6 separate regions of the Mus musculus genome follow, and all the other regions are linked to region 1. Evidence: chromatin loops called from intact Hi-C (ENCODE). Cell type or tissue: heart. All regions are shown on one strand. Links, peaks and the distances in the headings refer to the core of each region. The heading gives the core; the rest is flanking DNA.

Region 1 (5,285 bases), core at 706-4,705:
TGTAGCTGTCCCATTTTACAATGGAAGTTTATTCCCTCATCAGCGAAAGAAAAGTATACAAACCAACGCAGACCAAACTAAAAAGTAACTTTCAACGTCCAAAAACGTTTTCCTTTGCGATCAAGTTCTTTGATCTCATCTCTTCCTCTTTAAAGTCAATGGACTCACTATCACACCACAAATTTAAACAAAGCGCCCTCCCCTCCCCCCAGCAGCCCTGTCTCAGAGGGTGTCAGCAGAGGTGGAAACTCCACAAGCCTAGAACATCTGCCGGGCAGGAGGTGGGGGTGGGATCATCGAAACCTTGTGGCCTTGTCCAAATCCAGGACACTCGGAAAGGTTGCGGAGAGGCATACTCTGAAGCCTCTTCAGTGACCCCGGGCCCAGAAAGATTTATTACTTCCTCCTTGAGGGAGAAACCACAAACCCGCTGGAATGGGCTAGCACCAGGGCCAAGGCTTCAGAACTGGGTTCCCGCTGCACACAGCGCTGTTGGGCGGTGCTGCTCGCGTCCTAGGAGGGGACACCAGTGCTGACCGCTGGGGATGAAAGGAGCGTACGTCCGGGGTATTTCTGCTCAAACTTTTATCACCAACTCTTCTCCAGAGCGAATCCTGGGAGCCGAGTCGTGCAGCTACAGAGAACCCAAGTCTCCGGCTGTGCGGGCGAGCTGGGAATCAGGCGCCGGCGCCGCGCCCCGGGCGCACCTAGAGCTCTGTTCTGCTACTAACGGCTGGAGGCCCTAGCAGCGCCTCCTTGAACCGGGTCGCATCTCCAGCCCCTAAGGAGGTGGCGGCGGGAGTCTGGAGCTGCGAGGAGGGCGGGTGTGGGACAGGCAGAGGAGGAGGGGAGCACGGCGAAGGGGAGGAGCCGGGGCGACAGACGGCGGCGCGCACCAACCCCGAGCGGGCTGGCAGGAGCCGCGCAGAGGCCGGCCCGAGCGCGTTGCAGGCGCCCGGCGTAGGGGGAGTCGGGTAGCAGCATCCTCCCGGGCGCCGCTTTAGTGCGGCCGCGGCGGGGGCTTCCTCTGCCTCGGGACCTCGTAGGGCAGAAGCCGCTGGTGACGCGGGGGTGGGGGGTCCCGCTCTTTTGCCTTCAGCTAGGTGTACAGAGTCCTGGGCCAGTCCGCGGCCACGGAGCGCCGGGGCTCGCCTGAGCCGCCCGCCAGGACATCCTCCGGGTGATGGAAGAAGCAGCCGCCGCTGCGGGGCCGCGCTGCACCCTATCCGCGGCCGCCGGAGGGATGGGAAGGTTCGCTACGTGGAGGCCAAGAGAGAGCGATGGAGAGCAGAACAGCCTGGAGCTGGGGCGTATGTAAGCCACCCCCCACTGTCGCCTCCTGCCTGCTTCGTGCCCCAGAGCCTGGAGGGAAGCAGCGGTCCCGAGAGACCTAAGGAGACGTCGCTGGAGCCGGGACGCGCCGCGCTCGGTGGAGCGCAGAGCTGGGCTCCGGGCCCGGTGAAAGTTTCCCCTCCCGGGGTGCAGGGCGCCCGCTGCTGGAAAACTCTGCCTAGGGCTAGGGCAGCGGAGTCTCGCGGCTCCCTCGAAGGCTTGGGGACCCCTAGCAGAAGAGAACCGGAGAGAAACCGAGGAGAGTGCTAGCCGGACAGTCCGCCGGTCGGGGATCTGGGGACGCTCCGAGGCGCACCCTCCGCTCCAGGTGAGTGGAGGAGCCCGCAGACTAGAGGGTGGGCGTTACTCAGGCGGAGGAGGCATCTGGACCGGAGACTGGGCTCACCCATTCACTCCGCTTCCCCTCGCAGGTCCTTCTCGGAGCCGCTGCCATGGGAGAGCCAGCCCTGGGCGCCGGGGACCAGCAGCCTCTGCCGCCGCGCCCGCCTCGGATCGGCGGCCCCAGTCCCGGCGCCCGCAGCCGGCCTGCAGCGTCCCCCTCCTGGGCTGCAGGGCCGCCTCCGCCGCGCCGCCGGCCCCGGCTGTGCCTGTGATGAGCCGCAGCTCGCCGCGAGCTCTGCCCCCCGGTGCGCTTCCCCGGCCGCTGCCGGCCGCGCCTGCCGCCGTGCAGCGGGCCCTGCTCCCGCCGTGGCCCCGGCGCGCAGGACGCCGCTGGCCTGCGTCCCCGCTCGGGATGAAGGTATTTCGCAGGAAGGCGCTGGTGCTGTGCGCGGGCTATGCACTGCTACTGGTGCTCACGATGCTCAACCTCTTGGACTACAAGTGGCATAAAGAGCCGCTGCAGCAGTGCAACCCCGACGGGCCTCTGGGTGCCGCGGTAGGGGCGGCCGGGGCCGGCTGGGGACGGCCGGGGTCGCCTCCTGCAGCGCCACCCCGCGCTCACTCTCGCATGGACCCCCGCACCCCGTACCGCCCTCCTGCCGCGGGCGTGGGGGCAGTTCCCGCAGCCGCGGCTGGGAGTGCAGGAGCTGCGGCCTCTCTGGGCAATGCTACTCGAGGCACCAGGGGTGGAGGGGACAAGCGGCAGTTGGTGTATGTGTTCACCACGTGGCGCTCGGGCTCGTCCTTCTTCGGTGAGCTCTTCAACCAGAACCCTGAGGTGTTCTTCCTCTATGAGCCTGTGTGGCACGTGTGGCAAAAACTGTACCCCGGGGACGCCGTTTCCCTGCAGGGGGCAGCGCGGGACATGCTGAGCGCTCTCTACCGCTGCGATCTTTCGGTTTTCCAGCTGTATAGCCCCGCAGGCAGTGGGGGGCGCAACCTCACCACTCTGGGCATCTTTGGGGCAGCCACTAACAAGGTGGTATGCTCCTCGCCACTCTGTCCTGCCTACCGCAAGGAGGTCGTCGGACTGGTGGACGACCGCGTGTGCAAAAAGTGCCCACCTCAACGCCTGGCACGCTTCGAGGAGGAGTGTCGCAAGTACCGCACGCTGGTTATCAAGGGCGTGCGGGTCTTCGATGTGGCTGTGTTGGCGCCGCTGCTTAAAGATCCAGCCTTGGACCTCAAGGTCATCCACCTAGTACGTGATCCTCGTGCTGTTGCCAGCTCCCGCATCCGCTCGCGTCACGGCCTCATCCGGGAAAGCCTACAGGTGGTGCGAAGCCGGGATCCAAGAGCCCACCGCATGCCCTTCCTGGAGGCTGCTGGCCACAAGCTTGGTGCCAAGAAGGAGGGTATGGGTGGCCCAGCAGACTACCACGCTCTGGGTGCAATGGAGGTCATCTGCAACAGTATGGCCAAGACGCTGCAAACAGCCCTGCAGCCTCCTGACTGGCTGCAGGGACACTACTTGGTGGTGAGGTACGAGGATCTGGTGGGAGACCCCGTTAAGACCCTACGGAGGGTATATGACTTTGTGGGGCTGCTGGTGAGTCCCGAAATGGAGCAGTTTGCCCTGAACATGACCAGTGGTTCGGGCTCCTCCTCCAAGCCTTTCGTGGTGTCAGCTCGCAATGCCACTCAGGCCGCCAATGCCTGGCGGACCGCGCTCACCTTCCAGCAGATCAAACAGGTGGAGGAGTTTTGCTACCAGCCCATGGCCGTGCTGGGCTATGAGCGGGTTAACAGTCCTGAGGAGGTCAAAGACCTCAGCAAGACCTTGCTCAGGAAGCCCCGGCTTTGAGAAGGGTTCCCAAGAGATCTGACACTCTCCGGAGACACCCACAAAAAGGATGGTGTTGTGTTTAAACAAACACAGCCCAGACCCAAGCTGAGGAAGCCCACATATTCTATTATAGATATATAATATAAATAACCACACAGGCACTTGCTGTCAACGTTTTGAGTCAGTGCATTTCAAGGAACAGCCCTCAACTCACACGTGCAAACACACACACACACACACACACACACACACACACACACACACACACACACACACCCCTCAGAAAAGGCAAGACTTGAAAGTTCTGACAGATTGCCCTGTGTCCCTGTCTCTTCTCCCTCTCTCCTTCCTCCCTCTTTCCCTCCTCCCTTCCATATTGAAGTGGAATGTTGATAAATCAAGTTCCAGTAACCCAAATCTTGTTTACAAAATTTTCGTGGTATCTGTGAATGTGTAAGAGTAATTTGGATGTGGGATGGGGTGGGTGGAGAAGGGGGAAGTGACCCCCAGAGCAGAAAGCCCCCACTGGGCTGGTAAATCAAGGAGGCAGGTCTTCAAAGTAGACTTTTGTGTCAGCAAAGGTTATATGTGAGTATTAATAAAGAAGATAATAAATAATAGTCTTTTTATATTTGATTCCATTACTCCGGCTTTACCAGTGTTACTTGTCTCTGTAGCTTCAGGTGGACCCTGTCCCTCCATTTCCAGCCATCTACTTGCTAAGCTGGGACAAGCCTCTGCCTTCTTACTAACCGAGAGTTGTTTTCTCACATGTAAAGCGTTGCCTGCCAGGTACCCAGGAATGGAGCAAATCTACAGGCAAAACCAAACAGGGTAGAGAAGAAAGAGCACACACTACTCTCCTGTTCAGCTTTGAGTCCAGAAAGGAAGAACAAGCCCTGGAGAGTTGAAGGCATTCGGTTTTGATTACTGCTGTATTGAGTTGAGACAGGGTACCTCGAAGCAGAGACTGCTGGTTTTGTTCTGATGTTGGTTCAGGGGGGAAAAAAAAAAAAGGAGAATTTGAAAGACTTTGAAAGCATACAATTTTTTTTTTTTTAAACAAGTTCTGATGACTAGAATACAGTTTTCAAAACGAGGTGATCACTTTTGGCAGTGGTAGCAGCAACTTCTGTTTGTTAGTGGGATAAGAGAAACGTCTGTCTGGAGTGTATTCTGTCTATGACACAGTAATCAGAGGCATATGAAAGCAAACACGTTTTAACTGGGACACTCCTAGGTTTTCTTTCTCCTCTGTCCCATCCAAATTAATGATATTAAAGGGCAGGGATTTGAACTCATTTACTTGGGACTTGGGGTGTCCTGGAGATATGATGTTCTCTTTATTTCCTTAAGGCAAATTTGCCAAGCGATGAACATGTTGCAGACAGTGTAGGGCTTTAGCTAAGAACGTTTGGATACTGGAATGATCCCAAGGAAGAGGAAATAGATGCGGCTTAGTGTGTAGGATTTTGAAATTTGCTGACTTTCAGTGAGAAAACTATTGATCTTCCCAGCAGCGGTTATGATACTCCTATGTCTGTGTCCTGAACTCATATTGTGCTGATGTGTTCTGTATGGTGTCATGTTACGATAAGAAATTATGAAGCCCAAATAGGAAAAACAGACAGTATAGTTGTATATTGTATATCATATCAAACACGGTACAAGTCCAGCATCCTTGCAGCTTTGTTTTAATGTAATTTATTATAAGATTCAGGAAAGCTAACAAGTGTGGGTTAAATGCTGAGGACTTCTTAAAAAA
Region 2 (5,285 bases), core at 614-4,613, 540 kb after region 1:
CTTCCTCAGACCCCATGCCTTCTGGGTGCTTGCCCCTTGAGTACCTCTTCTGTCCCTGATTCCTGGTTTTCCCCAGGTGAGGCTATATCTTCCCCTGGCTTGCTCCTTTTTGTGTGTTTAGCTCATTTTAAGAAAGAATTGTTATATTTTTCCTGTGGGATTTCCACAGCCCTGGCTATGAAAGTATCACTTGGGAGTAGAATTGGATTGTTTTAATGGTGAGAGGGGAGTGTGGGTAAGAACATTGTTTTGTCTTCAACACCTTCTTCTGTTGACATATGGAGTTGCATGTTGGATTTTAGTGCCTGGGCCAAGGCTTTTGATCTTTTGAACTGCAGGTCAATAGCAAGATTTCTCACTAGTTCTCAAGGTCAGTGGAAGAGCTGATAAGACTGAATGATAAATCAGGAAGTCCAAACCTTATTCATTTTTTCCCATCAAGGCTTCACTACAGAGCCTCTGAACCTCTGTGATGGCCTGTGCCCCCACACAGTGAGCCTCTTCCATTCTTGCTGTGATTTTTTTTATTGTTTGTAATATACAGAAGTTATTTTTCTGCAGTTCAGCCTCACATGCAGAAAATAATGTTTGCTTTCTGAGATACAACATTTCTTCAAGCTTAAAGTGGCACAGGGACCTTTCTGTGTCATTTCAAAGCACCATGTCATGGTGATTATGGAAGCTACAGTTTTGGAAAGTCTGTTAGACATTTCCTCCAGCCGCTTTCCTCTCACAAATAGACCACAAGCCATCAGCCTGAGGGTGGGACCATGACTGAGATCTGACCAATCACTACATCCTAATTTCCTTGGAGTACTATGTGATCTAGGGGAGATCTTGAATGTAGGCAGTGCCAAGTGCTCTGTGATTGATATGCAAAATATAAGGAGAAGGAAGTGTTGTTTTGAGCCAAAAATTTGCAAACCTGAGGAAATAGTCTTTTCTGTTTCACAGAATAAGTCATCTATAGGTGTGAGCAAAGACGTCTTATGCTTGCACCTAAGAATCAGGAGGATGAGTGAGAACAAAGCAAAACAAAACAAAAAACAAACAAACAGCCACGCTGAATCTTTGAGCCCAGCATGCCCCAGTTGGCTCAACCCTGAAGCACAGGCCAATGGATTCCCTTGATTATATTAATCTTTTTTTTAAATTTTTTATTAGGTATTTAGCTCATTTACATTTCCAATGCTATACCAAAAGACCCCCATACCCACCCACCCCCACTCCCCTACCCACCCACTCCCCCTTTTTGGCCCTGGCGTTCCCCTGTACTGGGGCATATAAAGTTTGCAAGTCCAATGGGCCTCTCTTTCCAGTGATGGCCGACTAGGTCATCTTTTGATACATATGCAGCTAGAGTCAAGAGCTCCGGGGTACTGGTTAGTTCATAATGTTGTTCCGCCTATAGGGTTGCAGATCCCTTTAGCTCCTTGGCTACTTTCTCTAGCTCCTCCATTGGGAGCCCTGTGATCCATCCATTAGGTGACTGTGAGCATCCACTTCTGTGTTTGCTAGGCCCCGGCATAGTCTCACAAGAGACAGCTACATCTGGGTCCTTTCGATAAAATCTTGCTAGGGTATGCAATGGTGTCAGCGTTTGGATGCTGATTATGGGGTGGATCCCTGGATATGGCAGTCTCTACATGGTCCATCCTTTCATCTCGCTCCAAACTTGGTCTCTGTAACTCCTTCCAAGGGTGTTTTGTTCCCACTTCTAAGGAGGGGCATAGTGTCCACACTTCAGTCTTCGTTTTTCTTGAGTTTCATGTGTTTAGAAAATTGTATCTTATATCTTGGGTATCCTAGGTTTTGGGCTAATATCCACTTATCAGTGAGTACATATTGTGTGAGTTCCTTTGTGAATGTGTTACCTCACTCAGGATGATGCCCTCCAGGTCCATCCATTTGGCTAGGAATTTCATAAATTCATTCTTTTTAATAGCTGAGTAGTACTCCATTGTGTAGATGTACCACATTTTCTGTATCCATTCCTCTGTTGAGGGGCATCTGAGTTCTTTCCAGCTTCTGGCTATTATAAATAAGGCTGCTATGAAGATAGTGGAGCATGTGTCCTTCTTATTGGTTGGGACATCTTCTGGATATATGCCCAGGAGAGGTATTGCTGGATCCTCCGGTAGTACTATGTCCAATTTTCTGAGGAACCGCCAGACTGATTTCCAGAGTGGTTGTACAAGCCTGCAATCCCACCAACAATGGAGGAGTGTTCCTCTTTCTCCACATCCACGCCAGCATCTGCTGTCACCTGAATTTTTGATCTTAGCCATTCTGACTGGTGTGAGGTGGAATCTCAGGGTTGTTTTGATTTGCATTTCCCGTGGTGGCGCACGCCGGTAGGATTTGCTGAAGGAGGCAGAGGCAGGAGGATCACGAGTTCGAGGCCAGCCGGGGATTATATTAATCTTAATTGTGTTTCTGTCAAATACATCTGATTTATATACCAATGAATTAAAGTTCAGTAGAATTGAGATAAAGAGCCATCAATATGAAATCACAGCATTAACTTATTTATTTTTGTTTCATAGATCATTCTGTCATTCTTGCTGCATTGTGAGCAAGCCAAGTTCTCCATCATGGGTATGAGTTCCAAAGAAGTAGCAAGCAAGTCATAGATCTAAATCTGAAAGTCAAGAGATGGGCCAGAGTCACTGGATAAAGCCAAGGTCAGATCCTAGTGATCCGAAGAGGCATTAAGAGCTAGGGGTAAAAGAAATCCAAAGACATAGTCAGGAAACAGGAACCAGAGATCAGGACTAAGCAAAGCCCAAGAGAGCAACAGTGGATAAGAATGCAGTACCACATTGGGAATGTCTCACTTACAGCTACTGTCAGCTGAGTATGGTAGCCTTGGTCCTAATTAAAGAGCCCAAGAACCTTCCCCGTTACTGCCATGTGATACCACCTAGTGTTTAAGAAATGAAATAACCAGAGAATTTGATTGCCTGGACAGGAGTCCTTGGGCAAAATGAACCCTGCATTAGTTTTCCATTAATTATGTAACACAAGAGTGTCTATCTAGACAGCCATCAAAACAAATGTGATTCAGGCTGATTATCAGTTTCCTGGCCAATATTAACTTTTGAATCACCTTCAGCAAAATGTGTCAAGACCTAAGGAACTTATTTTTAAGCTAAACAGATTCATGAGAAGTACGTCTCCAGGTTGTGATGGCAGTGTCTGCTCACTCTCATCAGCAAGCATATCTTCTTATCACTCCTCTGTTTTCTAGTAGGAGCCAATGAGAGACCCAGAGCTAATGAGAGTATCGAAGAGGGCTTTCCAAAACAGTTGGAAGAAGCACAATAAAGACTATTAAACATACATCCTCAAAAAAGCTGTTAATGAGAGGATTAATAAATGCCTCCATCTGCACCTGAAAAGACCCTAATTGATTCGGTCAGTAATTATTGGAGAAACTGCCAAACAATTAGTTTGTGTTGTGGGGGACAGAGAAAGGTCTAACTTGTCTGTAAGGAGTTTGTTTTCTTCTTAAAAATGATTGGTATTGGAATGAATGAGATTTCCTTAGGGACCTATTTTATATCTAAATTCTACAGTTCTTCTGAACTGACTGTTGGAGGAATGTTTTCTATTGACATTAAATCCTGTGATAGCTATTATTTGCCCAGCTCACTGAGGGCAGAGATGGGTGACTAAATCCAGGCAATTGGTAGCAGTGCTGGGCACATGTTATTGAATTGCTGGATAGTAAGTATCTCAGGGTTCCTCTTAGCTCCATGGTTGAGTCTCACAGTGTCCCATTCCCTTTCATGTTAAATTCCCCCTAAGAAGCAAGGGTCTTAGGAGTGTGGTCTTTCAAAATTTCACTTGTGGATAAGTGCCAAGCGTTCTCTGGCATCACACTTTCTGTGACATTTTCTAGCAAAACTTCTAAGCAGCATGGCACTCTCCTTTAGAGGGAGAAAATTGCTGCTCCATTTCTCTTTCCTTTAATGAGCTGCACTGAACTTTCTTATCAGTATTTGCTTTACAAGGAATAAAGGCACTTAGTGTGTATTTATTACCCTCCAAGAGCCTGCTCTTTAAAGAGGCCCTTAGTTTATTTCTAAGAAAACTTGCAGGCATTTATGCACTGTGGAGTTATTTAAAAAACAAAACAAAACAAAAGCATGTTCCATCACAATACTGCACTTACTACTTTGAACCTTTAAACTATATTTATATCAAAATAGTATATAGTTTACATATGACATATAAGTATTTTGCATATATATAAACAGCATACAGCACATCACTATATCATCATAATTATAGGTGAAATACAAAGACAACGAAATATGTGATTTGCATATAATTATTATAATATAGATAATTTGTTGTTGATGTTTTTGTCAACTTGACTTAAGGTAAGGTCATCAAAGAGGAAGAAACTTCAACTGAGAACATGTCTCCATCAAATTGGCCTGTATATATTTCTGAGGGTATTTTTTTTTTGGATTAATGATTGATATGGGGAGGGTAGGCAGTGTCATGTCAGCACAGGTGATCCAATATAAAAGAATAAACTGAACAAGTCAATTAGCAGAACTCCTCCATGGTCTCTGCTTCAGTTCCTGCCTCCAGGTTTCTGTCCTGTTTGAATTCCTGCCCTGACTTCCCTCAAAGATGGACTGTGCTCAGGACATGTAAGTCAAATAAGCCCTTCTCTTCCTAAGTTGTTTGTGGTAATGATCTTCATCACAGCAACAGAAGCTAACCAGGAAAGAAATACTATATAAGTACATAGGTATCCACATATAGTTGATAGTATTTTGTTTTGATTTGATTTTTGAGACAAAGTCTCATTGTGTAATTAAGACTGACCTTGAACTTGCTTTGTAATTGGTTGGAATTCTATATCTAGTCTAGATGTACTAATAATACTACTATTTACTAGATGTAAATAGAACAAATTAGGTTGATTTGTCTTACTTAAAATGTATTGTGCATCTCTTTACATCAATATATTTCTTTCTCTATCATTTTTTAATTTATTTTTTATTAGATATTTTCTTCATTTACATTTCAAATACTATCCTGAAAATCCCCTATACCCTCCCCCCCACCCCCACCCTGCTCCCCAACCCACCCACTCCTGCTTCCTAGCCCTGGCATTCCCCTGTACTGGGGCATATATTCTTTGCAAAACCAAGGGCCTCTCCTCCCACTGATGGACTACTAGGCCAAACTCTGCTACATAGTCAACTAGAGACACAAGCTCTGGGGGGGGGGGGGGTACTGGTTAGTTCATATTGTTGTTCCTC
Region 3 (5,285 bases), core at 814-4,813, 660 kb after region 1:
GAAGAGCAGTCTTAAGTCTTAACCAGCCCCTTAAGCCTTATTTTTAAATGTTATTTTTTCTTTATTATTAATTTTCTTTTATTCTCTTTACAGATTTTTATCCTGATAATTTCATACTTATATAATTATTATTTATATTATACATATTTATTATAGAATATAAAAATGTTACATAACTTATATAATGAAATATGATTGAATCTACTCCCCACCTCCCCCTGCAAATCCATGTTCTTCACAGCCCCTCCCAACTTCATGCCTTTTTTTCTTGTTAGATAAGCGCTAGTCCAGCTAGTCCACTGGAGCATGGGAAATCTCCACAATGAATGATTCTCCCTTCCCCTAGCAACTACCAAGTGTCAAAGCTCCTCGGGAAGGGATGGGGTCTGGTGATCGATTTCTACCCAATCTGTGCTGTAGTTTGGACCGTCTTGATCTTGTGCAGGTCACTCCTGTGTCTGTAAGTTCACGAGCACCATAGCCAAGTCCAGTCTAGAAGAAGGTCCACTTCGCTGTACTCCTTCCCATTCTCCTGCCCTGACATTGGTTGCCCCTCCCCTTCAGAGGTGTTCCCTGAGCCTTGGTGGGGAGATGGGGGTGGGGTGGGGTGGGGATTGACACTGATGTTCCTTTTATGCTCAGCACTATGACTAGTTGTTTGACCTCTCTGTTGACTGCAGTCCACTGCCAAAGGAACAGGTTTCAGGCTTCTTTGATTGACCCAGGGATTCTAAGTGGTAAACAGTGCTGGAGGCGGGGCCAAGCAGTTCAGAAATGCGAGCAGGAAGAAAATCAGAGTAAGGTCAGTAAAAAGTTAGAGCTTGCATCACTCTCCAATAATATAGGATCTGTGACACCTAAGTGACACAAAATCATGAGACAGAGGCAAATGCCTTTGAGTTCTAGGTAAGTAGAACAAACGAGTGACTCAGTAAAAACCAAAAGGGAGCCAGGCCTTCTGGGAAACGAGGGATAATGGTTCCCACCAAACACATACGGAAATTTTATAATGTTTACTTCAGGGCAAACACGATACAGCTAAGGGTCACAGTCTTGGTTAATGTGTGTTTTCTGAGATCCATTTTTAACATACAGGACAGTCCTCCCTCCCACTAAAGTTTCTCATGTACAGACATTTCTCACTCTAGAATTCCCTGCATGCTGTAAGCCAGTGGACATCTTTCAGACAACTACAATGCTCCCTCTTTCAGAACTCCAAACATATCTCTTTCCACCCGAAGCTAACTTATTTCATATCTTGTCTTGACATTTTCAAACTTCACATTCTATGTTTCCTTCGTCTGCATACAAGTCTGCTGTGATTTTCTGGTTTAAGGATGGTATGACTGAAGGTGATCCTCTCCATCATAGCATTTTGCATTCAAAGGGGGACCTTCGAGGGCTTGGCAGGAAACATGAAGATGAGAGGAGGAGGAGGAGGAAGAGGAAGAGGAGGAGGAGGAAGAGGAGGAGGAGGAAGAGGAAGAGGAGGAAGAGGAAGAGGAGGAAGAGGAGGAGAAGAAGGAGGAGGAGGAAATGATCAAAGGCAAGGCAGTCACTAGGCAGAGGTAACAGCAGGAAAAGTATGCAAACAGGAAGGCAGAGCCAGTCCTCTCTGGCCACCAACTGCAGGGATTTTCAAGCCTTCTCCCTTTCATCCTCTTCCATCAGCCTGGACCTTTCCCAGACTGCCCAATTTAAGAAACTCTGCATTTTGTGTCTTGCCCTTAACTAAAAGTAGAATCCTGTCTTAATGACTACCATTTATAATGCCCAGTTCTACATAATGAGGTCATTGCCAACTCACGGTCAACAGCCCTCACCCACAGTGCTGCAGTGTATACAATTAGCCTCCTTAAATGAAAAATTCATCTAAGTATCAAGTTATGATTTATTTAAGGCAATCCTGGTTTATATATCTATTAAATAGTGTTCTGTTGAAAAATAGAAAGGACTTTTGGATTTGTTTGTTTGGATTTTTGAGATAGGATTTCACTATAACGTTGAAGCGGGCTTTGAACACCCAATCTTCCAGTCTCTTGGATTACAGGCATGTCAGCCATCCCTGGCTAGAAGCTACTTTTGAAAGATCATGCTGTGATGTTCTCAATGAATCTGGTGTCGGTTCTCAGAGTATTGTCTTGCATTTGTTTGCTTCTTCTGAGTAGAGAACCTTTGCCACGTCGAAGACCCAATGGTCCTAGAAAAAGTCCTTGCTGGCGAGTTACCGTTGCAGTTTTGAGGAGATTAAAATAGTATCCCAGAAAATATTACAACTTGAATATTAAATGTCTGGTATGGGGTTATGTGTTTGAACACCTGGTCCCCAGTTAGTGGCACTGTTTGGGAAGGTTGTAGAACATTTAGGAAGTGGAACCTTACTGCAGGAAGTAGAAATAGGGGGTAGATCTTGAGCCTTTATAGCCCAGTCCTAATTCATGTTCCCAGTCTTATGCTGTTGACCTAAACATGTAGGTTCAGAGTCAGGGGAAGGGCAAGGAGTTGTCCCTTTGTCATGAAATCTAACAAACATTCCATTTATTTGGAATCTAACATTTCCCTGATCACTTCAGACTCCCAATGCCCTCAAGTCAACAGACATGAAAGATACAAGATTGAAGGGGTCTTTGGGTCTTCTTACATTGTACCAAGGATATAGAGAGCTACTAAGGTCAAGAAATATGTGACAGGGTCAAAGTACCTGCAAAGATGCTACCATAAGAAACTGAGGCCACTTGAGAAACTGGAAGATCTCACTATAACGTTGAAGCAGGCCTTGAACACCCAATCTTCCAGCCCAGAGCCAGCAGGATGTCCATAGACAAAAACTGCACTCAGAGTGAACCTATCCTATGAGAGAGGTTATGCGTGCTACAGAGCAGAGCTGGTAGCAAAGCTACCTAAGCTATTTGGACTGAGATGATTCCACCATGAGTCCCAAATGCCAGGCATGGAGGTACAGGGTCTTTTTCCTCCATTCTGGGTGCCATCTTTCTTCAGATCACTCATTCTTTATTATGCTCCATTTCTCCTTTTTTCAAATATGAGTGTATACGCTGCACCCTTGTATGTCAGAAGCATATACTTTAAAAATGTTTATTTATAGAGAGTCACAATTAGGAGATTGCCTCAAGTTTCTAAAAAGACTTTAGACTTTGGATTTTTTTTTTTTAATATTGTTGAGACTATTAAAGACCAGAAGGAACTTGCAAAGTTGGGTGGGATATGTTTTGCATCAAGACTTGGCCATGGGCCTGTGAGCGGCAGAAGTAATTTAAATGTACATAGCCCCACATAGGCGCAGATATTTCAACCCTTGGTCCATACTTAGTGGTGATGTTTGGAAGGTTGTAGAACCTTTAGAAGGTGGAACCTTGCTGAGGTGTGTGTGGGGTTGGGGACAGGCTGTGAGACTTTACATGCCAGCTCCACCTCTTGTTCAGTAGATGCTGGCATAAAGTGAACAGCCTGCCCCATGTCTTCCCTGATCACTACCCTGCCTTCCCCACCGCAATAGACTATATATCCCTGGAATTGGGAGCCAAAAGAGCCTTCTCTCCATGAAGTTAGTTTTGAGGGTGTATTTTGGTTCCAGCAACAGAAACGTTACTAACACAGGCAGACTTGTAGCTGCTTGGAGACAAGATTGTTGGCTGAGAACCTGAGCCGAGGTGGGGTGGTGGGATGATAACAGAATTACTAGCAGACAATTTCAGACCTCCAACCTACAGCAGAGTCAGAGCCAAGCAAATCCAGACCTTAAGATGAAATCTGTGCCATTTAATAATTATCTCAACTATCTCAAACTAATATTTATTAGTTACATGGCGGGCATCCCGTTCTCAGCTTTACAAGTATTCACTCTTTTTTATCTTACCAACATTGTGGGTTCTCTTATTTCCCAGCTGAAGACACCACGATAAAGTTAAATAAGCTGCCAATTTTGTGTAAGGAAAAGGAAGGATTGGAGAAATCTTTCTGGTCATAATCGCTGTCTATAACTATTTGGCAACACTATAACTTTCCACATCAAACATGTCATGCCAGTCAGTAGATGACAGATTATCTGAGGACTGCCAATGTCGTCCCCAGAGAGTTCCCCACACCAGAGGTCAGACTTGTCAAATCAAAATGGGCATATGGCCCAACCACCCACTCAACTCTCCTCCTGGATACTAAGCACTAGGATTGAAATGACATTTTTATGATTGGTCTTTTTTTCTGCTGAGAAACAGTACAATCTCTTTAACAGTTGCTTTCCTTTTTACTGGACACACACACACACACACAGAGAGAGAGAGAGAGAGAGAGAGAGAGCCCATGAGCAGACACAAAGAGATGCACAGAGATACAAAGTGAGCAATTGCTGTCTAGCACCTACATCCAGGACTTTCTTGAGACCCAGTCTCCTTTTCTGGCAGCAGATTTGATGAAAGCTAAGCTATCCAAGCTGCTCCATATTCCTTACTGTCAGTCAGGTCACCATCCTGACTCAAACCCCACAAAGGGTCTGTGTGGTCCCTCCTTGTCCCTGTTTAATGCACCTTATGCATTTCTGTCTTCTTTCTGGTAAGGTATCATCCTTCCTTAAGTCTGGGCAGGATTCAGTGTTAGAGAGCTCTAAGAGCATCGGGAAGAAGCACATGTCTGTTTTCTATTGGAAAGACTGGCAACAAAACTACCCAGCCAAAGTCACTGCAGGTCAGATCCCCGAGTGCAGAGCTCACACACTGCATTGTGAGCGTTGGGGAACACTGCAGACGGGCTGAGAAAATAGACAGACTCAGAGCCTTAATCTCACCATGTGCTTCCTGAATTTCCCCAAACAGCCTTCTTTAGACAACATGTCCAGACGAGCTACATGCTGCCAACATGGAAAAGACAGGAAACCCTGGCTTTATAGAGACAGTTAAAATAGTAACTACTACTGTCATACCTAATAGCACAAACACTGTTTGTCTTCATAGAATACTTTCATTGAATTTGAGTTGCTTCAATTTAATTGAAAGCAAATGACACGAAATCCTTAATAAACAGCAGAATCGGATAGAAGCACAATTTTTATATTTCAAAACAAAACTTGGCAATATCTTCTATTAATTGTAAGGTGATCATCAAAGCGACTTCGCCATATGAACCCTACTTCTGTGATTATCTCCCCCAGGTTGGCCTGAGCTTCCTGGAGTGATTCAAGAGTGTGTTTATGAAGGTCCTGCGACCTTCCCTCTTTTACAAATAAAAAATGCTTAGGTCTAAAGGAAGCTACACAGCTCAGGAGCAGGTTG
Region 4 (5,285 bases), core at 760-4,759, 480 kb after region 1:
ATTCTTCCTTCACTGCATCCCCTAAAATATGTTGCTCCTAGAAACTACCTGGCCAGTGATAGCCTCATGTTGCAGGTCTTCCTGCAACAGAAATGATGCTTTAGGACAACGTTCTACTCTTCATTTTTACCCTTAAATCTACTTTCATGTCTTTTATTAATGTTAAATCAATGTCACTTGAAAGCTTTTTAAAAAGTGTTAAATGATCATAGTGTATCCCCTTTAGATTTTCTATGAGTATAATAAATAAAGTATATACATATAATATCTCTCTGTGTATGTGTGTGTGTGTGTTAAAATGATTATGTCAGGAGCCACCTAGGATAGGCTAAAGGCTAGCAGGTGATTTTCCTGAAGATAGCCCACCATTTTTACATGGTCCATGATGGGTGATCTCTAAGAGGCAAGGCCCAAAGAGACTGCATCTCAGGATTGCTTCCTGCAGCTGATATGCCTTTTCTGTCATGATTAAATTAATATAACAATTCCTGGGCATTAGCCTACCTATTGGGCAGATTTTCTTCAGATCAACGAAGATGTACTCTTTTTTTTAGCAAAGCTATGTAGACAAACTGATGATTTCATAATTCTTAATAATGATTCTATAGAATTCCTAAGTTTATACAAGTAAGTTTTGAGCCCTCTATAATATAGTCTGCAGTTTGGGCTCTGTAAACATTCATGTGTCATGGGCTAATTATACTAAGACAGAAAGTATGCATGAAACAGATTTATGATCAGGGTAAACATTCTTTCTGGTCTGTCTGAGAAACCATTATCTGATTACTAAAGGTCATAAAACTGGGTATAGACAATTTATTGTAGGTGCTCAGACCAAAAAAAAAATATTATCTGGTTTATCTATACAAAAGCTCAAAACTAATGAGACACTAGGCAGATGATCTGTCTCTTGACAAAATCATGTTAACTTAAGACATAAGAATTATTGTATTAAACTCGTAATGAACCTGTGGATGTAGTGACAGATAATAAAGATTTAGTTAGATAACTAGTCTTATGAAAACACATGTAAACATCTCTGTTGTAACTCTTTATTCTATTTATGATTCTAATTTTTGTTTGGCCTTATTGTGAACTTTAGAAGTACCATATGATCATGTACTTGAAAACATACAAGAACTAGGAACAACGACAGTAATAGAGAAGCAGAGCAGAGCAGAGCAGGGCAGGGCAGCGCAGAGCAGAGCAGAGCAGAGCAGATCAGAGCAGAGCAGAGCAGAGCAGAGCAGAGCACAACAGAACAGAACAGAGCAGAGCAGAGCAGAACAGAGCAGAACAGACCAGAGCAGAGAGCAGCAGACAGGCTTCTTATTACCTTACCGGGTGACAGAGTTTTTGTTTGTTTGTTTGTTTGTTTTTGTTTTGTTTTCTTAACAGCAAGTTTCTTCTTACTGACAAGTATTACAGGATTTTCCCTGTCCAATCATATTAGGGCAGTGGGAGGCTTGTGATTAGACAGGAGAAGGGAGGCAGAGTGAGGAGTTGAAGAGACAGAGAGGTCTCAGGAGGAGAGAGAGAACCAGAATGGAGACTGTTGTGGTGTTATTAAAAGGTTAGAATAATTGGGTTAAAGCTTTATCATTATCAATTGGCTTTGAAATTATTATATTGGCATCTTGTAAATTGTGTTTAAATTGATATATAAATCTAATTGGTTAACTATAAGTTTAAGAGTCTTATTTCTATCATGTAATTAGGTGTTGAGATGGATAACCAGGGGTGCGTGGGGCGTTACATGGAAGCAAGTGGAACTCACTGAGGGGGTCGGGTGGCGGGGGTCGGGGGAGAGGGGCATTTTTGAGATGGCCCAGCAGGAGCCTTGTGGCCTTGCAGGGCCAGGAGTTTGTGGGCTGAGATCACCTGGCACAGGGGCTAGCCGCAGAGAGTTGGTGGGCAAGCACTAGTGCAGGAACGTGCCAATCGTCTTTTTTAACATTTCCTGCAACAGACAAAGACAGATTTTTGTTTGGTTTGGTTTGCTTTTTGATTTTGATTTTTATACTCAATAAAAAGATAGAAGTTTTTTTTTTTCTTTCTGTAAGCAATGAAGGTTGTAGCTTATTTTTCATCCAGAATGAGTGAGTTCTTTCTGCTCTGGTGTTTGCACAATGAAACCTGCTTACAGGGGCTTCTGCTCTATCCATCAAAACTACATATGCATTTTAAGTATAAGAGTTCTAAGTATTTAAGTTGATGAGACAGATGGTTGGGCCCAACAAAAATGTGAATGTGTGTCTGAATGTGTGTAAGAATGTGTGTGTCTGTGCATATTTGCTTGTGTAAAAGTTTTTCTCTCATGAGTGTGACTTTCTTTTCCTGGTTCAATAAAAGTTAATTGCTCCAAGCTTCTCTCTCACCTCACCAGGGAGGGGAGAAGCTTCTGGGCAAAAGAGAAAGGAGCGCTAGCAGTAAATCCTCTAGTGAATTCCCTGGTGCTATATAGTATATGTTAATGGCCAGAGAATTATAAAGTAAGTTTATAAAGAGTTAAGTTTCCAGCGCTTATTCAAGCACAGAGAATTATAAAGCAAATAATAAGAGAGATAAAGAATTAAGTTCCCCAGTGCTTCATGAAGCACACAACAGTATGAGAGAGTTGGGATTTTAACACAGAGCAGTTAGAGAATTAAAAGACTGGAGATCATCAATTTTTGGCCCGTGTCCAACACTGTGTCTCACTTCAACCCATTCTAGCTGGAGCAGACCCCCAGCAGATTAAAATAGCCATAAATATTTAAAAGAACCTTCCATTTTTCTGCCAAATCTTTAATCCTTAACAAAGAAATTCAAACTATCAGCACTAATTCATTGATAAGAGTTTTTGATTAACTAGGACATAAATATGAAATGTCTTCCCCTGCCCTCAATTACTGCTCTAATTGTACTATATAGAATCCACCTTTGTGTTGGTTTAGTAGTTCTGTTGATTTCTTGGTCAAACTCTATTAGTCAATCACTTTTCTTGATTTAAACTTATCTAAGTCCAACTTTAAACCTTAACATTCAAAGCAGGCTTCCTCTTCTCCACACAGAAAGGTCTTTAAAGGGATGAGTAGCAGTGAGGTCCCCCTGCTGGTACCCCATGGTACTGGGTGTCAGAGGGTATGCCTGGCTCTTGGTCTGGGTCTTCCTGTGATGTGCTCTAGTCACACTCTGCTTCCTATTGAACCATTCTCCCAGAAATCTCAGCTGATGCTCTGTTGAGAACTCCTTCCTGTCATGTATCAACTCAACCCTCATCTTCTCTGCCAGCTATACATATTCCTGCTTATTCCCATCCCTCAATCAGCAGCTGCTTGACCTCAGTGCCTTTACCTTGTCTCTTGCCCTCAAAGTTCCCGATAAGTTTCCTAGGTGAAGAAACATGGCACTTGCTGTCTTATTTCGCCTAATTCCCAAATACACCAAACCAGAGAGGCTACAGGTCCTGCTCCAACTGGCTCCTGCTCTATTAATTCTATAGGCCAAAAAAGGCACCAGAACTCTGTGTGCTCGTGCCCCACACTTGTAGGATCTATGACCAATAATGCCCTTCTTTGACAGTACTTAGAGAGAGAGTTAACTTTCTCCCCTAAAGGATGATTAGCAGTCTAGTGATTCAGGGGAGTTCCCTCCCTCAGCTATGTGTGAGGAAACATTCCTGTGAGAAGGGACAACACCATTATCTCTCAACACAACTCTGTGAGGTCAAGTGGATCCTTCCCAACACTTAGTACTGGCTGGTTCATTGACTTGAGCAGTTGGAAGATGCGGCCCTCTTTACTATGCAGCCTTTTTGCATGTTTAAGCAAGTCTCTAAACCGATCTGGAAAATGAGAAAAGGCTCATGAGAAAAGCACTCTTGTGACTTGCGACATTTAATGTCAGATGCTCACAGTTTATTTTCTCCCTGTCTAGGATTGGGTTGTCATTCTGCATTTTGGGACACATTTTAAAAGAGCAATACAGCACAGAACGGCAATGAACTTTCTCAGAGGCTATCCCATTTTGTTGGGCTTGTAAGTCACAGGCAGGGACCAGGCAGGAGAAAAGAATTAATTACAGTGTTACTTCATGTTTAAAGCTCTTTGTACTAAGAAAAGAAAGATGAACAGAGCAAGAAACAAGTGGATCCTTATCTATTATTTATCTTTTAATAACTATACCAACGTGCCCTTTCCCAGGGGACTTGCTTAATTATGAATAAGGAATTGATTTTTATGGGGCCAAGAATTGTGTGTACACATTGGAATTCATTCTGGCGTCTGCCTGCCCATTATTCGGGCTTATGTTCTGCCAAAGGCTGATGAAGTTCTGTCAAGAGAACCTGCTGTAAAACATAATGGTTTCAGGAATTGGGGGCATTCCAGACACCCTGGGAGGTTAGAGGAGCTGTCTTAATAATAAGGGGTCCTGGCCAGAAGTTCACTGAGCTTGAGTTAGAAGCATAGGGTTTCTTCCCAATGGCCTTTCCATGGGGACCTTCACAAGGGCTAAAGGGGCCTGCAATGGGCTGTGCCATGGAGGATCATTAATTAACTCTTTTGCCCTCTGAAGTATCATTTAATGATGGCTTGCTAAGAGCCCAAAATCATACCTAGGCCCTTGACAAATATCATCTTGCTATTCTAATGTCATCCATGAAAGGAAAAGACAAGGATAATTCCGCTGGAAGTAGAGTTTGTGTGTCAAGCCAAACTGATTCATTCCAGCAACAAATATCCATCACCCCTACTGTGTGCAGACATTGTTCAAAGCTCTGGGGATGCAACAGGGACAACACACAGCCGTTCTTATGTTGTAGTGGAGAAGACAACATAAATACAGTGAAGCTAACAAATACACGATGAAATGACAGCAGCTGAACAGAAACTAGGGTGGCCTACGAGGAAGGAAGTGTCCACTGGAGGGTGAATAGGTGCTGTGCAGAAAGGCTGCCTGAAGATGGTGGTGAGGGAAATGAGGTGGGAAGCGCATCCTCTTCTCTGAAGCACAGCATCCACCGAGGGCCAGAGGAACCACTAAGAAGCCAGTATGCCTGGGGCCATGTGTGCAGAACATTCAAGGAGGGTCAGAGGAGCTATAAGAAGGCCAGTATGCCTGGAGGAATGTGTGAAGGGTAGCAGGCAGGTAGAGAGGGGATGCAGCTGACTCCTGGGAAGCCTTTCAAGCCAGTGTTAGGATTTTCCTCTAGGGGTTCAGGCCCAGCCACTGAAGAGCTTGGAGGTAGAGGAAAGATGTATAGAATATTCCAAGAAACTGCATAGAAAGTCAGGCAAGTGACA
Region 5 (5,285 bases), core at 381-4,380, 340 kb after region 1:
CTCTGAGAATCCTATTAAAGTGGCAAAAGGACTGTATAAAAAAGCAGGCTCCTGATGAGGGAGAATTAAAAGAAGAGAGAGAAGAGTGGGATTGCTTCAATAGCTAGGTCAGAATAAACTGTAGCCCATAAGGACATAAAGTCAGAAGGCAGAGCAGCCTGAGAGGACAGTAGAAACCATGAGCAGTCTGTGGCAGCCTTCCCAATGGGTCCACCAAGCCCTCCCTTAGCACTGCCCTGTGTGTTTAGTAGAGAACATGGTTTGTCTGCCGTGGCCTTGTGCTAGCAGACTACATCTGAGAGAGGAGGGAGGAAAGGGCTTGAGGAGACGGTGGAGACCCTGATGTTCAGACTGAGTCCTACAGAAAATAAATGTAGCCAGGGCTGCTGAGAGAGGAGAGATGGCCAGGGACACTTGGGATCACCATCTACAAACATGGGAGCAGCTACATTAATGCTAGTTGTAATCTACACTGCAATAATCCTAGCACCGAACAGAGTTTAGGAAGAGGAGGAGGAGGAGGAGGAGGAGGAGGAGGAGGAGGAGGAGGAGGAGGAATTAGTCTTCAGTACATTCCTCTGGCATTTTTCCAAGCCAGACAGTTGCCCTGAGTACAATGAAATCGTCATTAAGTCATATTTTGCCTCTAATAGACAGTTCTCTGTCCATGGCAATTTCCTCCTTGTGAAGCTAAGTGTAAACCTGAGTACTATTTTTAATAACTCCAGTTAGAATCCTGTATTTTGACTATGGGATTGATCTTTAGGGCTAGATGGAAAATGGACATTTTAATATAATCCCTTGGGTTTTCACTCTGTAATTTTTTTCGTAAGCAGCTCCATTTAGAATTAAAATGTGCATTACCAGGTAAAAGGTTGTAACTGGTTAAAAAACAAGGCTTTATTTTTCTGGTGAGAAGTTGGAGATCCTGGAGAATTTAATGGTGTTGATGAAGATGCTGCAATCTACCCAGGCTAGAATCTATTCACTGCTTACTGAACCAAACAAAAGGAATAGGAGGGGGAGCCCCCACTGCCTGGGCACGTTCCCCATTGCTTGTGCACTTCATAATCCCACATTTTCAGAACTGCAGATGAGCATGGGGCATTAACATAAAAGGGAGATGGGACCACTTTGTTTGATTTCTGTGTGAGCAAAATGGATGAAGCAAATATGATGCAGGGGAGATGTTTATCATAAAAAGACACACCTCCCAAGCAGCAGCCAGATGCATGTCTCAATACGTGGCACCTTATAAGATCATAACAAATATTTAAAAAGGACTTTAGCCACAGAAAATATAATTTGATGTATACCTTTTGTATTCTGACTCACTTAGGAAACCAAAGATAACAATATTGGGAATTTCATTGAATTGTAGTTAAGATACCCAGTGCATACACAAAGAACTTTAGTCCTTAAAATATCAAATATGCATTTTTCTTGTGCCTAGAAAGCATATATTTGTTCCTGGTCACAAAGAAAAGCATCATATATTTAAAGAGAAAGTCATGGTGGAGGTGGTAGAGGTGTCACTCAGTGCTAGAGCACTTGCCTAGCATGCCCAAGGTCCTGGGTTCGATCCCCATCCCTGAGGCAAAGCAATTAAGTTTGTCAAGCATGCTGCTACACAGCTTTCTCCTCAGCATTGATAAGAAAGATGAAGTTCAAAGCCAGCCTAGAGTATAGAAAACTGTCTCAAAACCAGACAAAAGAACCAGGCTGGGACAATGACCAAAAGGAACAATAACAACAACAACAATAACAACAACCAATGAAACAAACAAAAAACCAAAAAGCCCTCAGAAAATTTAAAAGGTTATTGGAAAGATAATCATTTAGCAAGAAAGGAACTGTCTAGGAATTATGTATCAATGGCTGGGAAGATGGCATAACATGACGTAACATGTAACATGACATAAATGTTTGCTATGCAGGGAGGAGGACCTGAGCTTAGTCCCTGGGAGCAGTGTTAAAAAGCTGGGGAGTATGATACATCTTTGAAACCCCAGAGTTGGAGAGAAGGAGACAGGCAGATCCCAGGGCCTCACTGGCCAGCCAGGTTAACCTAGCAGGTGAACTCCAGCAGTGCTGAAAGGCTCTATCAAAATAAAAATGGTAGAAGATGCCTAAGGGACAATTCCAGTCTACACACTAACACACATGTACACACATACAAAAATTAGATATCAAGAGCAAATTAAACTGAATCATCCAAAATATGAGAGTTTAACTGAACATGTATTACCAGTGGGATGTTAAACTGGAGAGGTCAAGAGTGTTGGGAAGAGGATAATTATGTGGTACCCAATTATTGCCCCACAGATTGAAAGTAAACTATAAAATAAAAGAATGTACCCTTGTAACACGTGTTACCATTGTCCTATAGGAATAAACTCAGCATTGTGACAATAAGCATCCTGATGGAGCATTCAGGGCAAGGCCCTACAACGCACAGTCAAAGCAATGCACACTATTAAGCACAAAATATCAACAATGGGTATCCTTGGGAAAAAAAAAAGGACTCAACCTGATTTCAAAGTTTGACCTAATTTCTCATTTATAAGAAATTCAATATAGGAAAGAGTATATTAATTGACACCACGAGGAAACAAGTCCAGAATGTGGACAAGCATATAAAACAGCTGACCTGGTTTCTTCTATAAAAATCAATATCATGGAGAAAAAAAGAGTCAGGCTCAAATACAATATATTACCTTGAGTCAATCCTGAATTTAAAAATACCTATAAAACAGTTTTGTAATAACAGGAGCATTTGAACATGTACTGATAATGTTGTTGTAATGCTTTTTACACTTGTATTTTGGATACTTAATAGAATGGTTTTATCCTTTAAGATGCATGCTTCAGCATTAGATAAGGATATGATGTCCGTCCCAATATTCAAACAGATCAGCAAAACAAGAAGAATACATTTAATGTGTCTTGAGGTGGGGGCTGTCAGTCAGGGGTAGAGTGCTTGCCTAAAATGTGCAAAACAGTACGACAAAAAGATGGTTTACATAGAGATATAGTAACTGTTTATATATTTACAGAGGGATTATTAACAAAAGGAAAAAGTAGGTGAAAAGTATATATGCATGTTCATATTTCTTTTACTATTAGGTTAAACTCTGCAACTTTACTAACACTTGACTCTCTCTTCATTTACCAAACAGCAATTTTACATACCACATGTCACAGAGAAGAGATCTATGTGAAAAATGACTTAAGGAACCAGAGGGCTTACAGTAGGTAAAGACACTGTGGTGGTTTGAATATGTTTGGCCCAGGGAGTGGCACTATTTAGAGGTGTGGCCTGGTTGGAGGAAGTGTGTCACTGTGAACATGGGATTTAAGACCCTTCTCCTAATCACGGGAGAGCCAATCTTCTCCTAGCAGCCTTCAGATGAGGATGTAGAACTCTCAGCTCTTCCTGCACCATGCCTGCCTGGGCATGGCCATGGTCCAGCCTTGATGATAGTGGACTGAATCTCTGAGCTGATAAATCAGCCCCAGTTAAATGTTGTCCTTATAAGAGTTGCCTTGGTTGTGGTGTCTGCTCATAGCAGTAAAACCCTAACTAAGACACCCACCTTGTTGTTGTTGATGTCTCCTGAACTTTTGTTTTGTTTGTTTGTTTTTTATTTTGGTTTTTCTTTTTTCTGCCTGCTTGTTTCTCAGTTGTTGAGAGAGAGAGAGCTATGAAGTCCTCTGTTCTGAGTGTGAATTTGCCCATCTCTCTTTTGGGATCTGCCAAACTTGTCTTGTCTTGGAAAGCAATGCTGTTAGCTGTGTGCTCATTTTATATAGTCACACTGTCTGAGTAAACTGATTCTCTCATCATTACATAACCTTCTTTTTTTATTTCAACCAGAGAAATATCCTTGCTTAGAAGACTATTATGTGCAAGACCTCATCTGGGTGTATGCTTGGTAATGCATTTCTAATTCTCTTATGTTTAGCTGGCCTATATCACACCTATGTCTTAAGTCAAGTATGTCTCTTATTGGCATCACATTGTTGATTCTTTTTATTCACAGTTTTCACTCACTGACAATTTATTTCATTAGTTGTTGCAATAACTAATGCATTTGGGTTTGGATGTATAGTAGTGTCACTTAGCTTTTGTTTATGCTGTTTTTATGTTCTTCTCAGTGCTTTCTGGGTGAATGTGTAGAGGAATTTTAATCCAGCAACATGGCTGCTTTAGCAAGGGATCACATCCAAAGATCTACATTTGTGTGATCCAGCTGGAATACAGACAGGCCTCACACCTTTAATCCTCTGGCTGGAATACAGATACACCCTTAGTACATGCGTTTAAGGTAAAATTAGTTTATAGAAGGAGTCAGCCATGTTTGAAAGTGATGTGTAATTGAGTGGCAAACAAAGTGGTGAATCAGAGAAACTTTTGACAGATTCAGAGGTAGGACACACCCAATTCTCATGAGAACAGATAGGGAAGGGAGTCTATGTAATAGCAGTCCAGGAATCCAGTGTATTCTTTATTTTAGACATCACTTTTAAGTTCTAAAAGCCTCATTTATCTCCATTTCACAATTTAATCTTCTTGTTGATTTTATTTGTTTCTGTTGTATTTTCTATTACTATTTTGTCTGTGTATGTATATGTATGTATATGTATGTATGTGTATGTAAGTGTGTGTGTGTGTGTGTGTGTGCATGTGCTATATGTGTATATGTTTGCTTTTACTTCTTGGAGTAGAGTCATAATAGCATTATAACATAAAGTATTATTCTCTGAATTCCAACATCCCTGTCATCTTCAGGTTAGCTTCTATTATTTTTTCATTAGTGATACATATTTTTTCCTAATTCTTCACACACTGAGTAATTATGAGCTCCTCTTAGAAAATCTGAATATTATGTGAAATGGCTTGATCAGATTCTCCTATGAAATAATATTCATTATTTTCATGGTGGAGGGAGTTGTTTGGCAAGTCTAGGTCCAGGGCACTAATTTTTGCCTGTCTTGTGTTGCCTGGGGTTCCTCTGTTGGTTCCAATACAAAGTCTTTGCAGCACTACTCAGCTCTGCCTGACATGTGTGCCGTCCAGTGCTGTCTGACTCAGGCTCTGCTATGCAGTTTATTTCTCAGTGCTGTGGTGTGTTATTCAGGGTTAGCTAAACCCATGCAGCTTGAGAGTGATCCCAGAGTTAATACACACTTCACAGAGCCATCTGCTTGACTCTCTTCCAGCCATAATTGTCTTCCCATGTTGTAGCTGCCCCCAAGGTCTTTCCCTTGCTCCCTAAGAATGA
Region 6 (5,285 bases), core at 735-4,734, 220 kb after region 1:
TACCTCTGTGTTCATTGGCCGGGCTCTCAGCCTTACAAAGATACTCAGGCAGCTGTGTGTCTGGATCAGGCGCTTGAGTTTGTTACCTAGGCGAGACTCATCTTTGGAGATTATAACCCGTGGCCCATCAGGCACAGAATGGCTGAACAGTTAAGGTCTGGGATATTTCTGGAAAGCATTACCTGGGATCCATCAGTAAAATAAGTAACTCAACCCACAGAGAAATAATTAGTCTGTGATAAACTGGGATGTGTGAGAATGCTGTTTGGCCACATGACCGCAGAGCAATGACTTGGGATGGATCATCATTAGCAGGGGAGTCCCAAAGGGCTCTGAAATCATGCCACCCACATAGCTTCCCCCTTGGCTCAACACTGTCTGCTCCTGCTTCCTCTTGGTGTGATGTTTGCAGACTAATCTTGGAAAGGGGCCCGAGGCCAAGAACAATTGAATTTACTCAAGTCTTTGTTTACACATCTGTAAAATGGAAATAATGAGGACTCTCTACTTAATTTTCGGGGAATCAATGCAGAATAGAAATGTTTAAAAACAACCACTATTTCAAACCAGTAGTTGTGTGGAACTTTAAACCAAGTACACGGACCTGAGTGGAGACCTTGGTGACTACGGTCTTGTGTCTGTCAACCCGGCCCTGGAGATGATAAGATCGAGAACCAGGCTTGTGGGGGTTAAACAGCCCCCAACATTAACTGCACTGAGCCCACGCACGGCCCAGGTAAATGCCATGCATGTAGTGTGATTGCTTCCCTGGTGTCCAGCTTCACTACCCCAGCTTGCCTGGCCTGAATCTTAATCTTAACACTGACTGACTCAACTGGATGGCCTTCCAGAAGTCACTCCAGCTCCTCTAGGATCAGAGTTTCCCGCTGTGTGTCCCATAGGGATTACAGAAATCTCCAAAAAGCTTACCAGCTCCAGACCTGTCTTGGTTGGCTACGTGACACGTATACACATGAGCAGGGCTGGAATATGCTTCTCGAGTGCTTTCACCCTCCGTAGCCTTGCAGAGATTCTCTTTGGATTTCAAGATCCGTTCCCATAAAGAAGTTTCTACCTTTTGAACACACACACACACACACACACACACACACACACACACACACACACGAAGGGCTCTTAGATTATCTCTAAAATTCCTCCGAAGGTTACTCACTTCATCCATGAGTAGCTGGAGGCTTAGCTTGGGAAGGTTGCAGGGCTCAGGGGGCCATGTGGTGTGATGGGGGGAATCCAAGTTAGTCCTCCACAGCGTTACATTATATTTTTTTAATAGACTAAGGCGACATCAGGGGTGTTTTCATCTATGATTGCACTTTGTAATTATTCTGTCTGCAATAATTTTTTCATAAGACTAAATAGAAAAGGAAAAAAAAAAGCAAGACCAAATTGTTGCTTGTTATTTTGGCTCTCTTTATGATTCTTTTAAAACCAGATTATTCTTGTTTTCTCAGAGCCTGGATACCCGACAAATGTGGATACCCAGGACCGCCTGGGCTCCCTGGTTTTTCTGTAGTTGGTTTACATTCAGCTAGGAGAGTGGAGGCTTTCCAGGTCCTTTCTCACGTTCTCAGTTGAGTAAATGGATACTGTCTGTACTAAAGGAGCCCTTCCTGAATCTCTATGTAAGTGGTATTTCGGGCCATCTAGTCATTCCCTTCAAAGAAAAAGGTTAGAAGAAGGAATGTTTTCAGTCCCGGGTTCCTCCCAGGCCTCTCCGTGGGGCGTCTTGTCCCTGCCTGGAAAGTTTGGAGCTCTTCTCAGGGGTAAGGAGTTAAGGGGAAAGCCTGGCTGCTCCCTGGGTCCTGTGTGCTCACAAAATGAGCCTTGGTGGTGCAACGGGTCTGGCTCACTTTAAAGGCAGTTTTTATGACTTTATTTTAAAGAAGAAATTAAAAGTTTCACTTTGAACATGAACTGGCTCGGGGCCAAATGCATGCTCATTCCTGGGGAACAACATGGTGCCTTGGTTTTGTTGTTGTTGATGTTTTGTTTTGTTTTGTTTTCTTAGTTTTTGAGGCTTGGTCTCTTCTGAGCTGGGTGCCACCCTCCTCCTGTCATGGAGACCTTGCTGGCAGGATTCAGGTCAGCAGGTCTTCAGAACAAGATGTCCAGCTTTGTAAGGAAGCACAAGTGCTCAAACTCTGAGGCACGATGATTAGAAGGGCCAGCGTGGGACCATGAGTGAGGTCGTAAAGCAGGAACTATTCCAGTGGCTGCTTTCTTAGCTTTTCATGGGGCTGCGGGGTAATCTTTCTCAAAGGCTGCTATGGATTTACAATTGGTTTCAAGCCAACACGAGCTCTGAGAGGCTCAGAGTAAAGGAGTGAACTGCGGGGGTGGGGGTGGGGGTGGTTTGGCCTTTGTAAAACAAAACCAGATCATCTAACATTTTTTTTTTAAATCCCGATTTAGAATCTGAATTTGCACTGAGTTGGGAGGTGAATATCTTCAGCTTCTTGTTCGCTCTCATGGCATAATGGACACTCTCTGTGTGGACAGTTTTGTGTGAGCTTTGAAGAACGTGTAGTTAGATGGAACCTATGCTAGCGAGCCTCAGAATAGTAGGGGCACTGTGCCATGGTGTGCAGAGAGGGTGGTGATGAGAGTTGGGGCATTCAGAAGAGTCTGTGCCCCAGGGACTCCCACATCCTCACTTGACTGTATAAACAATGTCAAGCCCACAGAGTTGTAACCTTCATATGTAGAAAATCATATTTAAGTTCTAGCAAACATCTTCTGGGCCTCTAATCATCCAGTGCTAAGATTGTCGTTGAGTCAAACCGGATTGTTTATCTGGAAGGATGTGGGATGTCCTTAGGCTTCTTCTTTTAGATACCAGGAAATGAATTCTGAGAAAGGTCAAGGTTGTAAAAGGGAATAACTGTAAACAGTTGGATTTCCAGAGAGCCCTTTGCCATCTAGCTCAGCACAGATTAAAATGGGCTCTTTCTTCCATCTACCTGAAGTGAACTTTGCTTTTGAACGGTTTTTATTTCATGTGTGCTGGTATTTTTCCCTGCATTAATGTCTGTGTACCATAGATGTGCCTGGTACCCAAAGAGACCAGAAGAGGGCATCTGGATCCTCTGGAACTGGAGTTACAGACAGTTGAGAGCTGCCCCGTGGAAGCTGGGAACTGACCTCTGGTCCTCTGGAAGAGCAGCCAGTGTTCTTAACCATTGAGCTATTTTTCCAGTTCCCAGGTAGTCTTTTCCTTAAGAGCAAGTTGAAGTTGGACCTGGTGGTTCAGATTGGTAATTCCCGCTCTTCTGGAAGATGATACAAATTCAAGGCCTACCTGGGTTACAGAGTAAATCTGTGGCTAGTCAGGGCAGTTAGTGAGACACTATTTTAAAAATAAATACATTAAAAATGGCTGGGGCTCTATGTAGCTGCCGAGAGGAGTGCTTGCCTAGCTCAGGAGAGCTCCTAGGTTTGATCACCAACACTCCCTAAAGAGAAGGCCCACTGTATACTAACTGAAGCTGTCTTTCTGAGCTTTGTGACCTCCTTAGAGGTAAGCACCTCCCTCCCACTGGGGAGAGTTTGCAATCAGCAATGAAGAGAAGACCATCCCAGAAAGCAAAGGCAGAGAAGACTCCGAGAGCCATAAAGCAAACACAAGCATGACTTTCCAAGTTTGATATTGCTATTTTCATTCTATCTAAGCCAAACAGAGACTTTCCACAGCTTGGGAGTGAAATGACGTATTACTTTGGCATGGGGTCAGAAATGGCCTTCATTAATAAACCAACATGCCTGTTCTCCCTGGTTGGTTATGACCCTCTCCTATGGCTAGGTGGGAAGTCAATGCCACAGGCATTTAAATGTCAGACTGTTATATAGGACAGGGCAGGACTTAACCATTTATTTGACCTTTCACATACATCATCTTGTGTTTCCAAATGTATGTACAATCTTACTTTTTAGAGATAAGGAAAGAAAAGCACCAGAAAGGATGACTTAATAACAAGAATACAGTTAAAGTGGCAGGTGTGGGGTCTAAACCTGGGACTTCTTACTCCAATTCAAAATTCCTTGTATTGCCTGAGAATTTAACTTTCCTAAGTCATAAGATAGTCTTTCTTAGTTCCCAGAGAAAAGCAGACTTCCTCTTGGGCAGGCTGGGCATTTCTGTTCTCAAGCACTACACCTTTGACCTTGAGAACAAAGGGACAATCACGGAGAATTAGGCCCAAGTACAGTTCTATTAGAAGCAGGCAAAATGTCAACCTACTGACATAAAGGAGAAATTATGAGGACAGTTCCTGCTCGCTGCATATTTCCTTAGGATGTCCATCCAATTGTGCGGACAGCCATGAGGACAGGAAATACGTTAGGAGGGTTCTTTTTGCTCTACTCGTTGCTCTGGATGACTTTGTCCCCCCCCCCCCCCCATGAATCCTGAACACCAACCTTAAATATCATGAAAAATGTGAGAGAACACTGACATTCCATATCTCAGTGTGTCTAAGAATGTTCTAGACATGGTCTTAGAGAATATTTTGAAAATACACCATGCTCTCTCCAATGGGTAAAAGTTTATACGAGTTAGTACTTGTGACAAGCAGAAATATTCTATTTGTCTCCTAGAAGGAGAAACAAAACAGGAAGCTCCACTATTCATGAAGGAACAAAGCCTGGATTATGACATTTTTGTCCGTTGCATGATTTCTTAGATACAGAGGATTGAAACATCTCAGGAAAATAATCAATCGCTCTGTCATTGTGTCAGAGGTACAGAGTAAGACCTACTTGTATTGTTTAGTGGGCAAGAGCCGGTGTGTCGGTGGCGGAGAGTTTCAAAGGCATTACTGAAACAATAGTGCGTCAAAAGGAACAGGGGTAACTCTGGGAGAAGAACAGATGTGGCCTTCAGACAGTTGTCCTGAGAGGGGCTGTTTGCAGAAGCATGGACATATGTATGGAAGGGGCTGGTTGTTGCTCAAACCTCCATCCTGACCATCTCACACTCTCTTCCAGAACTGGTAAGTAGTTGATCGGCTTGCTGTGACCCACCAAGGCATAAGTGTGAGCCTTCCACACTGGCCAGCAGGGTAAGAGGATCCCAGGGAAGTCAGCTCTTTCATCACCCCACCTTCCTTCTAGCAGATGAAGACTTACCCTGCTTTACATGGCTGACTGAGAAGCAATTTTGTGCGCCTTCCCCAGATAGCTCATTCCTGAAGCTACCCTAAAGGTCGTCTGATTCCAACCTTCTCTTCCTTCAGAAGAGATGCCCACTGTTTCAGATGGTGTTGAGG

What was found. A loop is a pair of places that touch in the nucleus more often than their neighbours do. Peaks named below come from ENCODE experiments on the same cell type or tissue, not always from the same donor. Only the 100,000 strongest peaks of a DNase experiment are listed, where the experiment ranks them.
Region 2: a loop joins it to region 1, with 4 times the contacts of the local background. A loop is called at or near these places in 5 of 42 quality-filtered maps.
Region 3: a loop joins it to region 1, with 4 times the contacts of the local background. A loop is called at or near these places in 34 of 42 quality-filtered maps.
Region 4: a loop joins it to region 1, with 2.3 times the contacts of the local background. A loop is called at or near these places in 3 of 42 quality-filtered maps.
Region 5: it touches region 1 in a loop (2.1-fold over the local background); 8 of 42 quality-filtered maps call a loop at or near these places.
Region 6: a loop joins it to region 1, with 3.0 times the contacts of the local background. A loop is called at or near these places in 8 of 42 quality-filtered maps.

Annotation. Positions count from the first base shown.
Region 1 is chr9:95,402,952-95,408,236 of GRCm38, reverse strand. It overlaps Chst2 (carbohydrate sulfotransferase 2), which reads left to right and starts at 967. Exons shown (of 2, transcript NM_018763.2): 1 at 967-1,660; 2 at 1,764-5,285. The coding sequence starts at 1,946. The coding sequence ends at 3,538. In heart, for the core only: a CTCF peak has its summit at 2,607 (motif pointing right); DNase peaks (open chromatin) are centred at 866, 1,416, 2,056 and 2,596; H3K4me3 peaks cover 2,476 bases; H3K27ac peaks cover 1,897 bases; H3K27me3 peaks cover 877 bases.
Region 2 is chr9:94,867,222-94,872,506 of GRCm38, reverse strand. The region is part of intron 6 of Slc9a9 (solute carrier family 9 (sodium/hydrogen exchanger), member 9); the gene reads right to left. Among named protein-coding and RNA genes, the nearest start is that of Mir7656, 120 kb to the right of the region's middle. In heart, for the core only: a CTCF peak has its summit at 2,943 (motif pointing left); no DNase peak of the experiment used is centred there.
Region 3 is chr9:94,739,859-94,745,143 of GRCm38, reverse strand. The region is part of intron 4 of Slc9a9 (solute carrier family 9 (sodium/hydrogen exchanger), member 9); the gene reads right to left. Among named protein-coding and RNA genes, the nearest start is that of Mir7656, 9.3 kb to the left of the region's middle. In heart, for the core only: no CTCF peak of the experiment used is centred there; no DNase peak of the experiment used is centred there.
Region 4 is chr9:94,925,109-94,930,393 of GRCm38, reverse strand. All of the region lies in intron 6 of Slc9a9 (solute carrier family 9 (sodium/hydrogen exchanger), member 9), which reads right to left. Among named protein-coding and RNA genes, the nearest start is that of Mir7656, 180 kb to the right of the region's middle. In heart, for the core only: a CTCF peak has its summit at 3,091 (motif pointing left); no DNase peak of the experiment used is centred there.
Region 5 is chr9:95,062,267-95,067,551 of GRCm38, reverse strand. All of the region lies in intron 12 of Slc9a9 (solute carrier family 9 (sodium/hydrogen exchanger), member 9), which reads right to left. Among named protein-coding and RNA genes, the nearest start is that of Gm32018, 250 kb to the left of the region's middle. In heart, for the core only: no CTCF peak of the experiment used is centred there; no DNase peak of the experiment used is centred there.
Region 6 is chr9:95,183,587-95,188,871 of GRCm38, reverse strand. All of the region lies in intron 14 of Slc9a9 (solute carrier family 9 (sodium/hydrogen exchanger), member 9), which reads right to left. Among named protein-coding and RNA genes, the nearest start is that of Gm32018, 120 kb to the left of the region's middle. In heart, for the core only: a CTCF peak has its summit at 3,081 (motif pointing right); no DNase peak of the experiment used is centred there.